2 separate regions of the Homo sapiens genome follow, and region 1 is linked to region 2. Evidence: read pairs that join two places in POLR2A ChIA-PET (ENCODE). Cell type or tissue: Panc1. All regions are shown on one strand. Each heading gives the region's core, and the rest is flanking DNA. Links, peaks and the distances in the headings are about the cores only. Region 1 holds the start of PAPLN (papilin, proteoglycan like sulfated glycoprotein). Region 2 overlaps NUMB (NUMB endocytic adaptor protein).

Region 1 (5,369 bases), core at 195-5,194, 110 kb after region 2:
TCTGGGGTGGGCATTATTACTCCCAAATTAGAGCAGTCTAAGGCTTATTTGCCTAGGATCATGCAGCTGTCCAGGTGGCTCTGGGATTTAATCCTGGGGCCTGGACGCTGTCCTCGTGCCCCCTCCACCTGGGCTTTGGCCTTCATGCAGCTGGGCCACCAGCACGTGGTGAAGGACCTGAGAGTGGCATTTAGGAAGCAAGATTCATGGGGTGGCAGAGGGGACCGTGGGTAGCTGGCAGGTGGTCGAGAGGACATGAAAAAGGCTGCCTCTAGCCCACCCACCGCTCCAGCTGTGGCCCATGTTGGGTTCACAGGGCTCTTGAAGTGTCATCTATGGGATCCACTTCTAGTGGGAGAAGTGCCCACTGCCATCCATCCTGCCTGCCCCACACACCCCTGCAGAGGAGTCCTGCTCAGCCTCCGCCCACAGATGCCAGACGTGGCATCCCCCCCCCGACCTCCCCATGGCAGAAAACAGTTTGGGTCCTTTCGCAGGGATCCTTCCTCTTTCACTTCCTGCCTGCCTCACAGAGGGGTGGGCAGGGCTGTGGGTCACCCTGGGAGATTTCTCCTGGGGCAGGACAGGGCCCAGCTGCCTCTGTGGCTTCTATTCTGCCAGGCACTGAGCCAGGGCAACACCCAGCTCTGCAGACCCCCTCCTCCCCAAAGGTGGGGCCTGTGGTCTAGAAGATTCCTTGTACATCCTCAAGACCCAGGGACCTTCTCCAGAGAGCCCTGGCCTTTGGGCCCCTGTTAATGAAACAGCAGCTCTGACCACCAGCCAGCTTCCTGGGTCCACTGTCTTAATTCGCAGTCCAATACAGTAGCCACTAGCCGCATGCGGCTGTTTAAATTAATTATGGCCAGGCGTGGTGGCACACACCTGGAGTCCCAGCTACCTGGGAGGCTGAGGCAGAAGAATCACTTGAACCCAGGAGGTGGAGGTTACAGTGAGCCGAAATCATGCCAGTACACTCCGGCCTGGGTGACAGAGTGAGACTCTGTCTCAAAAATAAATAAATACTTAAAAATTTTAAAAATAAATTTAAATTAATTAAAGTCAAGTAAAATTAAAACTCACCTCACCCACATTTCAAGTGCTCAATGGACCTAGGGGCTACCTATTGGATAGCAGAGAAACAGGACATTTCTGCCATCTCAGAAGGTTCCATAGGACAGCCCTGCCCTAGGTGCTACCCCAAGGGGAATGGAAACGACTGGCACCCCAAACCTCTAGGCCAAAACACCCCAGCTTAGGGAAGCCGTGTTTGGCTCCAGGCAGAAGACAGGTGTCTGGTGGGATGGACCACCCAGCCCTGCACCTTGGCTGCACCCGCCAGGATTGGCGGGGACTTCATGGAGTGCTCCCACCACCTTCTGAAGGAGGGAAGCCCTGGGAAGGTGCCATTCCTACACACTGCGCCCTGCAGCCGGGCGGGCAGTTCTGGGAACCCTGGCCAGCTGGCTTCAAGGGCCCAGCCCTTTCTGAGGGAGCTCAGCGGTGCGGGCTCGCCTCCTCCCAGCCCAGCTTCCCTGACATCGCCCCTTTCCTGGGGACGTTGCCTGCGGGCCCGCGCGTCCCCGCCCCCGACTCCCCTGCAGGTTCCTCCGGGGGCCGGGGCAGGACCGCACTCACCGAGGACCCGGGCGCTGGAGCCAGCAGCAGCGGCACGAGCAGGAGCAGCCGCATCTCAGCCTGCGGGAGACGCATTGGGTTAGAGCGGCCCGGGGCTCCCGCAGCTGTCCTGGGCGCGGGCGAGAGTGTGTGGGCGCGTCTCTCCCTATGGCCCACAGGTGACCAGGAGACCCGCAACAGGACAGCCGGGTGCGCCTCGGTGCACCGCAGAGAACACAGCGTGAGGGCGCCCCGCCGGGCGGCTCAACATGTGAGCAAGAAAGGAATGGCCCATCCGCAACTGGCAGAAGTTCAAGAACAACTTGTTTCAGAGTTCCAGAGGGGAAAAAAAGAGAGAGCAATTAAAAATACTTCTATGTGGTTGAAAAACAAGTTCAGAATCCGAGTAATTAGACTCACTTTTAATTCAGCAAGATTCCTTTTAAAAAAGCTATTACATCAGATGTTTAAAAACTCCTAATATAGGCTTTAAAAAAATCAAGTCTCTGAAGACACTTTGAAAACCCAAATGCTCTAAAAGTGTTAATTGTAGCCCATTTAAAACCCAAGCCAGCATTTCTCTGCACAGGGAAGCTCCATAAGCAGCCTCCATAACCAACGTGTGTATGCAGTGCAGTGTGCGCCGTGCAGTGTGCGTGGTGCAGCGTGTGAGCCCTGAAAGTGCAGTGCAGTGTGCAGTACAGTGTAGTGTGCTCAGGGCAGTGTGCAGTGCAGTGTGTGTGGAGTGTCTGTGGTTTGATGTGTGCATGCATGCAAAGTGCATGTGCAGTGTGCGGGGCGGGTCCATGTGCAGTCTGGTGTGTACTATTTGGTGCAGGTGTCCAGTCGGTATACACGCTGTGCAGTGTGTATGTGTACATACATGTCGCTGTATCGCAGAATGACATAAACAATGTGCGCCCTTCAGTACAAAACATTAAACAAGTACTAGCGTGCAGGTTTGAACTTTAAAATCTGTAATTCTACCAATGTTCTAATTTTTTAAAGATATAAAATGACTTCTGCTTACAAGGATAAAAGACAGCATACAGAAGCCAAGCTCAGCAGAAATGTAACCTGGCATACTGAACAATGTACACACTCGTTAATTTGGCACAGTGAGTCATTGAGTCATTATTTTCGTGGTCAAGTTCGAGATTCCTGGGGTTGGAGGGTGAGGGAAGGGGGTTGCTGCCAGAGCCCTGCCTCTGCTCTGCTGGGGGCAGCTCCCAGAGCAGGAGCCCCCTGCTAGGGCCAGGCTAGGCCTGCTAGGGCGGGCGAGGCTGAGGAAAAGACGGGTGAAAGAAGAATTTTACTTGTAATTACTCAGAACACCACCGCCTCCGCTGCAATTTCACTGAACTCCAAGCCCATATCTGCCATTCCGAAGTCTGAAAAGTTCAGTTTTTTCGGTTCATTTGGTGGCAAACAACCCCTTCAACTCCAAGGCCAGTCCGGGTCTGGTCACGGGGCTACTCCGAGGGCCGTGGAAGCTCGACCTCTCCTGCCGCCCGAGGGCAGGGACCGGGTGGCCCCGGGCACGCAGGGTGGGCGCCCTCAACGTGTTGTTCCCGGGGAACGCGTCTGCCTTGAGCTAGGGCCGAAGGCGGCGACCCTAGGCGCCAGAGGGCGGGAAGGCGGGTGGCCGCCGACCAAGCCTCCCCCTACAGGGTCCCCAGCCGACTCCGGGACCGCCGCAGTCCGCAGACGCCCGTCCCCGTGGCCCCCGCCCACGGCCCCCCTCTGCATCGGTCCAGCCCTGACCAGGCACCCCGCGTCCCCACCCCAGGAACGCGCCGCGCACCCCCGAGGCGGAGAGGCGCGGTTCCCACGGGAGGCCCGGGGTGGCCGCGCAGGTGCCGGCAGCCGCTGGGGCTCCCGGACGCTCCAGGCCCGCGGCCCAGTGGCACCTCCCGGGAGGGGCGCACGGTCTCCAGGGCCTCGCTTGTACCACGCGCCGGGAGCGGCATTCGCCTGAAGGGAAGGTCCGAGCGGGCGGAGGGTGCGCGCCGGGGCCGTCCCGCACCAGCTCCCCGGCTCTCTGCATTTCCTTTCCTCCAGGCCGGGGGGCGCGCGGTGCCGAGCGATGACCCTGCGCCCACCTCCGGAGAGCGAGCCGGGGCGGGGTCTTCTCTGCGGCCCCCACTTTCTCCGACACCCCCGTCGCCGTGAGCCAGGCGAGCAAATTCCTGCAGAAGCCCCGGGGTGCGGGGTCCCCGCCGCTGGGCGCCCGGGGGCTTCCAGTCCCTCCGCCTCCCTACCTGTCTTCGCTGGCGCCGGGAGGCTGCAGCCAGGGCCGCTCCGTCGGTGCCCGCCCAGGCCCAAGCCCGCGAGGTCGGCCGGGCCGCAAGGAACGCCCGCAGGGGTGGGACTTTCTCTCTCCGCCGCTGCCTGGCCTCACCCTCCACCCCGCCCTGTCTCACTTACCCACCTCCAATCCCCGTGGGAGGACAGAGCCCTTCGTAGAGGCCCTCGTGGTGACCGGTGTTGCCCGGGGCCTCCACCCGCTTGGGTCTGTGCCAAGGCTTGGCTCATCCTCCACTCTGGTCACCCCGTCTGTCCTCTCTTGGGTCAGCGCCAGTCACCTCTCCAATCCCATTTCCCCTTGCCCAAGCCTTCTAGCTTTGCCCTATCCGCTCCTCTTCATGCCTATCCTACACACAACACACCTGTGTCCAGCCACCACCTTCTCCACCCCTGGATCCTATTCTTCAGCCGCAACTGAGTTTCTCCGCACACGCTGCTGTTACCCATCTCCCAGCACGTTTTCTCACTCAGAATGCGCTCTCCCAATCCCCTCTACCTCTCAAACCCGTAGTCAGCCCTCAAAACCTTGGTCAAATGTCACTTTCCTTCCTTTCTTCTTTCTTTCCCTCCCTCCCTTCCTCTTTTCTTTCTTTCTACTTTCCTCCCTCACTTTCTTCTTTCTTTCCCTCCCTCCCTTCCTCTTTTCTTTCTTTCTACTTTCCTCCCTCCCTTTCTTCCTCTTTCTTTTCTTTCTTTCTACTTTCCTCCCTCCTTTTCTTTTTTTTTTTTTTAGACGGAGTTTCACTCTTGTTGCCCAGGGTAGAGAGCAATGGCTAGATCTTGGCTCACTGCAACCTCCGCCTCCTGGGTTCAAGCGATTCTCCAGCCTCAGCCTCCCTAGTAGCTGGGATTACAGGCGTCTGTATGATGCCTGGCTAATTTTTGTATTTTTAGTAGAGACAGGTTTTCACCTTGTTGGCCAGACTGGTCTCCAACTCCTGACTTCAGGTGATCCACCCACCTCGGACTCCCAAAGTGCTGGGATTACAGACGTGAGCCACTGCGCCCAGCCTTCTTCTTCTTTTTTTAAATAGAAACAAGGTCTCGCCCAACCTGGTCTCGAACTCCTGAGCTCAAGCAATCTTCCCACCGTGGCCTGCCAAAGTGCCACCGTGCCCAGCATGTCACCTGCTTTTGAAGCCGTCTCCACACCACCCCAGGCCGATGGGGTGCATGTCCTGCTCCCTCGGTTTCTGTCCCTGTTGCTGTGATTTGCTCAGCTGTGAGTCCCGGGGGGCAGGGCCTGCAATGCAGCCCCACCACCTGTGCCAGGGCACTAATTAGCATCAAGGCAGGGGCTCAACGCATGTGATCAACTTCATTTGTTTTCCTGGTTGTCCTTTTTCACAACCAAGACACTCTTTGCCTACCATTCTTTTTTTGAAACTGGAATTCACTCATCTTTAGAAACTGGTCCTGGACACGAGGGAGGTTGGGGGGAAGAA
Region 2 (5,369 bases), core at 146-5,145:
CCCTGACCAACATGGAGAAATCCCTTCTTTACTAAAAACACAAAAAAATTAGCTGGGCATGGTAGTGCTTGCCTGTAATCCCAGCTACTCAGGAAGCTAAGGCAGGAGAATTGCTTGAACCTGGGAGGTGGAGGTGGCAGTGAGCCCAGATCACACCATTGCACTCCAGCCCGGGCAACAAGAGTGAGACTCTGTCTCAAAAAAAAAAAAAAAAAAAAAAAAAAAAACAAGAAAAACTGTGGCATCCATTAAGTTGAATTCTTTGCAGTTTATTTTTTTAAAGTAAGGTAGATCTGTATTATGTATTTAATAAATATTTTTTGAACATCTGTCATATGCCAGGTATATGCTAGGTGGTAAGCAAAAAAGACATAGTTTCTGTTCTTGTGGATTTTACAGTCTTCTTGTGAGGGAAACAGACTTTAGTTAGATATTTGCATTAACAATATACTATTACAGGGCAGGCACGGTGGCTCATGCCTGTAATCCCAGCACTTTGGGAGGCCAGGGCGGGCAGATCACGAGGTCAGGAGATTGAGACCATCCTGGCTAACACGGTGAAACCCCGTCTCTACTAAAAATACAAAAAAAAAAAAAATTAGCTGGACGTGGTGGCGGGCGCCTGTAATCCCAGCTACTCGGGAGGCTGAGGCAGGAGAATCGCGTGAACCAGGGAGGCGAAGCTTGAAGTGAGCCGAGATTGTGCCACTGCACTCCAGCCTGGGCGACAGAGAGAGACTCTGTCTCAAAAAAAAAAAAAAAAAAAAAACATATATATATATATATATATATATATATATATATATATATATATATATATATGTGTGTGTGTGTGTGTGTATGTGTGTGTGTGTGTGTGTGTGTGTATATATATATTATTACAACCCAAGGTAAATACTTTTAAGAAAAGAAATCTGGTTCTGTAAGAACATGTAAGAAAAAAACTTGATCCTAGACTATAGGATCAGAGTAAGGCTTCTCTGCGAAAGTAAAGCTTGACCTGATATTTGAAGATTGAGTGGGAATGAATTACATGAAAAGGTGAATAGAGCATTAGAAAATTATGGAAAGCATGTATATGTAGGCACTGGGTGACAAGAGGAAAGAATGGTAAAGGAAAACTGTAATGCAGAAAGTTGTTTGAGATGACCCTGTAGGAAAGCAGGGCAGGGCTTTGTATCCATACTAAGGATTTTGTACGTGGGAAGCCATTAAATCGTGTGTTCTTTTCATTATTTATTAAGGTAGAGTACATATAACATAAAATTAATCCTATTAAGCATTTTATTTTATTTTATTTTATTTTTATTTTATTTTATTTTTTGAGACAGAGTCTTGCTCTGTCACCCAGGCTGGAGTGCAGTGGCGCCATCTCGGCTCACTGCAAGCTCCACCTCCCAGGTTCAAGCCATTCTCCTGCCTCAGCCTCCCGAGTAGCTGGGTCTACAGGCGCCTGCCACCACACCTGGCTAATTTTTTGTATTTTTAGTAGAGACGGGGTTTCACCATGTTAGCCAGGATGGTCTCGATCTCCTGACCTCGTGATCCACCCATCTCAGCCTCCCAAAGTGCTGGGATTACAGGCGTGAGCCACCGCGCCTGGCCCCTTGTAAGCATTTTTAAGTGTACAGTTCAACGGTATTAAGTATACTCATATTGGTGTGCAGTTATCACCACCAGTCATCTCCAGAACTTTTTCATCTTCCCAAACTCTGTAAATAGTTTTTTTTAAGCAAGAATGTGGTATTAGAAAAGCATTTTTTGTGTTAAGTATCTTACTTATTTAATTTAATTAATTAATTTATTTATTTATGAGACAGAGTCTTGCTCTGTTGCCAGGCTGGAGTGCAGTGGCGCGATCTCAGCTCACTGCAACCCCCGCTCACTGCAACCTCCGCCTCTAGGGTTCAAATGATGCTCCTGCCTTAGCCTCCCGAGTAGCTAGGACTATAGGCACGTGCCCCCATGCCCAGCTAATTTTTGTATTTTTAGTAGAGACAGGGTTTCACCATGTTGGCCAGGATTGTCTCGATCTCTTGACCTTGTGATCCGCCCGCCTCAGTCTCCCAAAGTCCTGGGATTGCAGGCATGAGCCACCGTGCCCGGCCATCTTATTTATTTTAAAAATGTATGTATTTATAGATTTAGGAGGTATAAGTGCAGATTCCTTACACGCATGTATCACATAGTGGTGAAGTCTGGGCTTTTAGTGTACCTGTCACCCAAATAGTGGACATTGTATTCAACTGGTAATTTTTCAATCCTCAGCCAACTCCAACCCAGAAAAGCACTTTGAAAAAATGACTTTGGCTGCAGTGTAGTTTGGAAGTAGCCCATGCTAGATACAAGGAGCCTAGCAAAATATTATCACAGTAATTCAAAGGATAGATAATGGTAGGTTAGACTAGGGTGGTGACTGTGAAGATGAAGAGAAATGAAATAAATTGATCGATAATTAAGAGGTAAAGTTAGGCTGTGCATGGTGGCTCACACCTGTAATCTCAACACTTTGGGAGGCCAAGGTGGGAGGGTTACTTGAGCCCAAGAGTTCGAGACCAGCCTGGGCAACATGGTGAGACCCCATCTCTACAAAAAAAAAAAAAAGCTAGATGTGGTAGTACACACCTGTCATCTGAGCTACACAGGAGGCTGAGGTGGGAAGGTCACTTGAGCCCAGTGAGCCATGATTGCACCACTGCACTCCAGCCTAGGGAACAGAGCGAGACCCTGTCTCAAAAAAAAAAGAAAAAAAAGTAGGTAAAGGTAATAGAAATTGGAGATGAACTGAATCTAAGGAATGAAAAAGAGTAGTATTAAAAATGACACAGGCTGGGCACAGTGGCTCATGCCTGTAATCCCAGCACTTTGGGAGGCTGAGGCAGGTGGATCATTTGAGGTAAGGAGTTCGAGACCAGCCTGGGCAACATGGTGAAACCCCATCTCTAATAAAAATACAAAAACTAGCCAGGCATGGTGTACATGCCTGTAACCCCAGCTACTCGGGAGGCTGAGGCAGGAGAATTGCTTGAACCCGGGAGGCAGAGGTTGCAGTGAGCTGAGATCACGCCACTGCACCCCAGCCTGGGTGATAGACCGAGACTCCATCTCAAAAAAAAAAAAAAAAAAGACACCTAGTTTCATATTGCCCTGAGCAGAGATGATGATCATTGACATAGGAAACACTGACTTCAGTGTGTGTGTGTGTGTGTGTGTGTGTGTGTATGTATGTATGTATGTATATATGTATGTATGTATGTGAGACAGAGCCTCACTCTCGCCCAGGCTGGAGTGCAGTGGTGCAACCACGCCTCACTGCTTCTGGGTTCAAGTGATTCTTGTGCCTCAACCTCTCAAGTAGCTGGGATTACAGGCACCTGCCACCATGCCCAGCTAGTTTTTTTTGTTTTTTGTTTTTTTTCTTGAGACGGAGTCTTGCTCTGTCCCCCAGGCTGGAGTGCAGTGGCGCGATCTTGGCTCACTGCAAGCTCTGCCTCCCGGGTTCACGCGATTCTCCTGCCTCAGCCTCCCAAGTAGCTGGGACTACAGGCACCTGCCACCACGCCTGGCTAATTTTTTGTATTTATAGTAGAGACGGGGTTTCACCGTGTTAGCCAGGATGGTCTTGATCTCCTGGCCTCGTGATCCACCCGTCTCGGCCTCCCAAAGTGCTGGGATTACAGGTGTGAGCCACCGCGCCTGGCCACCCTTTTTTTTTTTTTTTTCTTGAGATGGAGTTTCACTCTTGTTGCCCAGGATGGAGTGCAATGGCACGATCTCGGCTCACTGCAGCCTCTGCGTCCCAGGTTCAAGAGATTCTCCTAAGTAGCTGGGATTACAGGCGCCTGCCACTATGCCCAGCTAGTTTTGTATTTTTAGTAGAGATGGGGTTTCACCATGTTGGCCAGGCTGGTCATGAACTCCTGACCTCAGATGATCCGCCCACCTTGGCCTCCCAAAGTGCTAGGATTACAGGTATGAGCCACTGTGCCCGGCCTAATTTTTGTATTTTTAGTAGAGTTGGTGTTTCTCCATGTTGGCCAGCCTGGCCTTGAACTCCTGACCTCAGCCTGACCTCAGGTGATCTGCCCATCTTGGCCTCCCAAAGTGCTGAGATTACAGGCATGAGCCAGAGTGCCTGGTTCCAGTGTATTTATTATTAAGTGATAAGGGCAAGCTGCAGAACTATGTATATAGTATGATTTTGTTCAGTTAAAAGAAAAATATATATGATTATTGTGTTTAAGAAATATTAAGACACAAATAACTGCAGAATGAATATGGAGGATTGAAGATATTTTACTTTTTAGTCTGTGTCCTTTGGAACTAGTGACATTTCTTGTGAGCATATATCCTATTTATAATTTTTTTAACACTTCATTCACAGATTCTGAGAGGTTTGTATACAGTGTTGAAATAATTGAAGTAAAGTTAATTGAAGCACTTCTTCTAATCAGCTGTGAAATCTATAGCTTTTAAGTATGTTGTGTGAGATGAATAAGTTTTGATATCTTTCAGTGTAATTCTCACTTGTCATAAAATCAGCTAGATGGGATATGCTTTAGAGCAGTGGTCCCCAGCCTTTTTGGCACCAGAGACTGGTTTCGTGGAAGATAATTTTTTCATGGCCTGGGGTTAGGGGGCTGGGGCAGGTGGTTTTGAGAGGAAACTGTTCCACTTCAGGCCTTAGATTCTCATAAGGAGCGCACAACCTAAATCCCTCACGTGGGTAGTTCACAATAGAGTTCGCGCTCCTATGAGAATCTAACACTGCCACTGATGAGATAGGAGGTGGAGCTCAGGCAGTAATGCTTGCTCGCCCTCCGCTCACCTCCTGCTGTGTGGCCCATTTCCTAAAAGGCCACCGACCAGTATTGGGCTATGGCCCCTGGTGTTGGGGACCTCTGCTTTAGAGACTGTGCAGGGAGGGCAGCTTATTTAGAGTGCGTTTTGTTTTGTCCTTTCCAAATGGCTTTTTGAAATCCTTTCTGTAGGACATTCAGTGTCTCTGCTATGTTGTGTCACTCCTTCCCTCCCCAACTCATACACTTATATACAACTGACTCCCAGAGTACAATAGGAGAATCAGAATTTGGAATGTATTTTCCATATTCTCGAGGTAGATGCATTTCCTCAGTCAGATATAGCAGGGCAAAAGATGCCTCATTCTGCCTTGCCTTAGAGACCAGTGAGCTTGGAATACAAGGTTTTCCATGGTGGCAACTGGTAGGGTGTTGGGGGCACTCACTAAGGAATAACAAATTTGGGAGTAGAGAAAATGAGTTCCTTTTGAAGTTGCTATGGGACATGCACATGCAGATCCTCACTGACCAAGAAAACACCATGAGTTTTGATATGGGGGTTACAAATGT

What was found. Peaks named below come from ENCODE experiments on the same cell type or tissue, not always from the same donor. Only the 100,000 strongest peaks of a DNase experiment are listed, where the experiment ranks them.
Region 1: POLR2A ChIA-PET joins it to region 2 with 5 read pairs; 3 of 35 experiments call an interaction of 5 or more read pairs at or near these places.

Annotation. Positions count from the first base shown.
Region 1 is chr14:73,236,102-73,241,470 of GRCh38, reverse strand. PAPLN (papilin, proteoglycan like sulfated glycoprotein) reads right to left here and starts at 3,965. Exons shown (of 27, transcript NM_001365906.3): 1 at 3,879-3,965; 2 at 1,639-1,698. The coding sequence starts at 1,692. RefSeq lists enhancers at 3,404-3,974, 4,548-5,119, 5,120-5,369 and a silencer at 5,036-5,330. In Panc1, for the core only: no CTCF peak of the experiment used is centred there; no DNase peak of the experiment used is centred there; H3K4me3 peaks cover 2,245 bases; H3K27ac peaks cover 1,060 bases; H3K27me3 peaks cover 196 bases.
Region 2 is chr14:73,347,931-73,353,299 of GRCh38, reverse strand. All of the region lies in intron 4 of NUMB (NUMB endocytic adaptor protein), which reads left to right. Among named protein-coding and RNA genes, the nearest start is that of PAPLN-AS1, 100 kb to the right of the region's middle. In Panc1, for the core only: no CTCF peak of the experiment used is centred there; no DNase peak of the experiment used is centred there.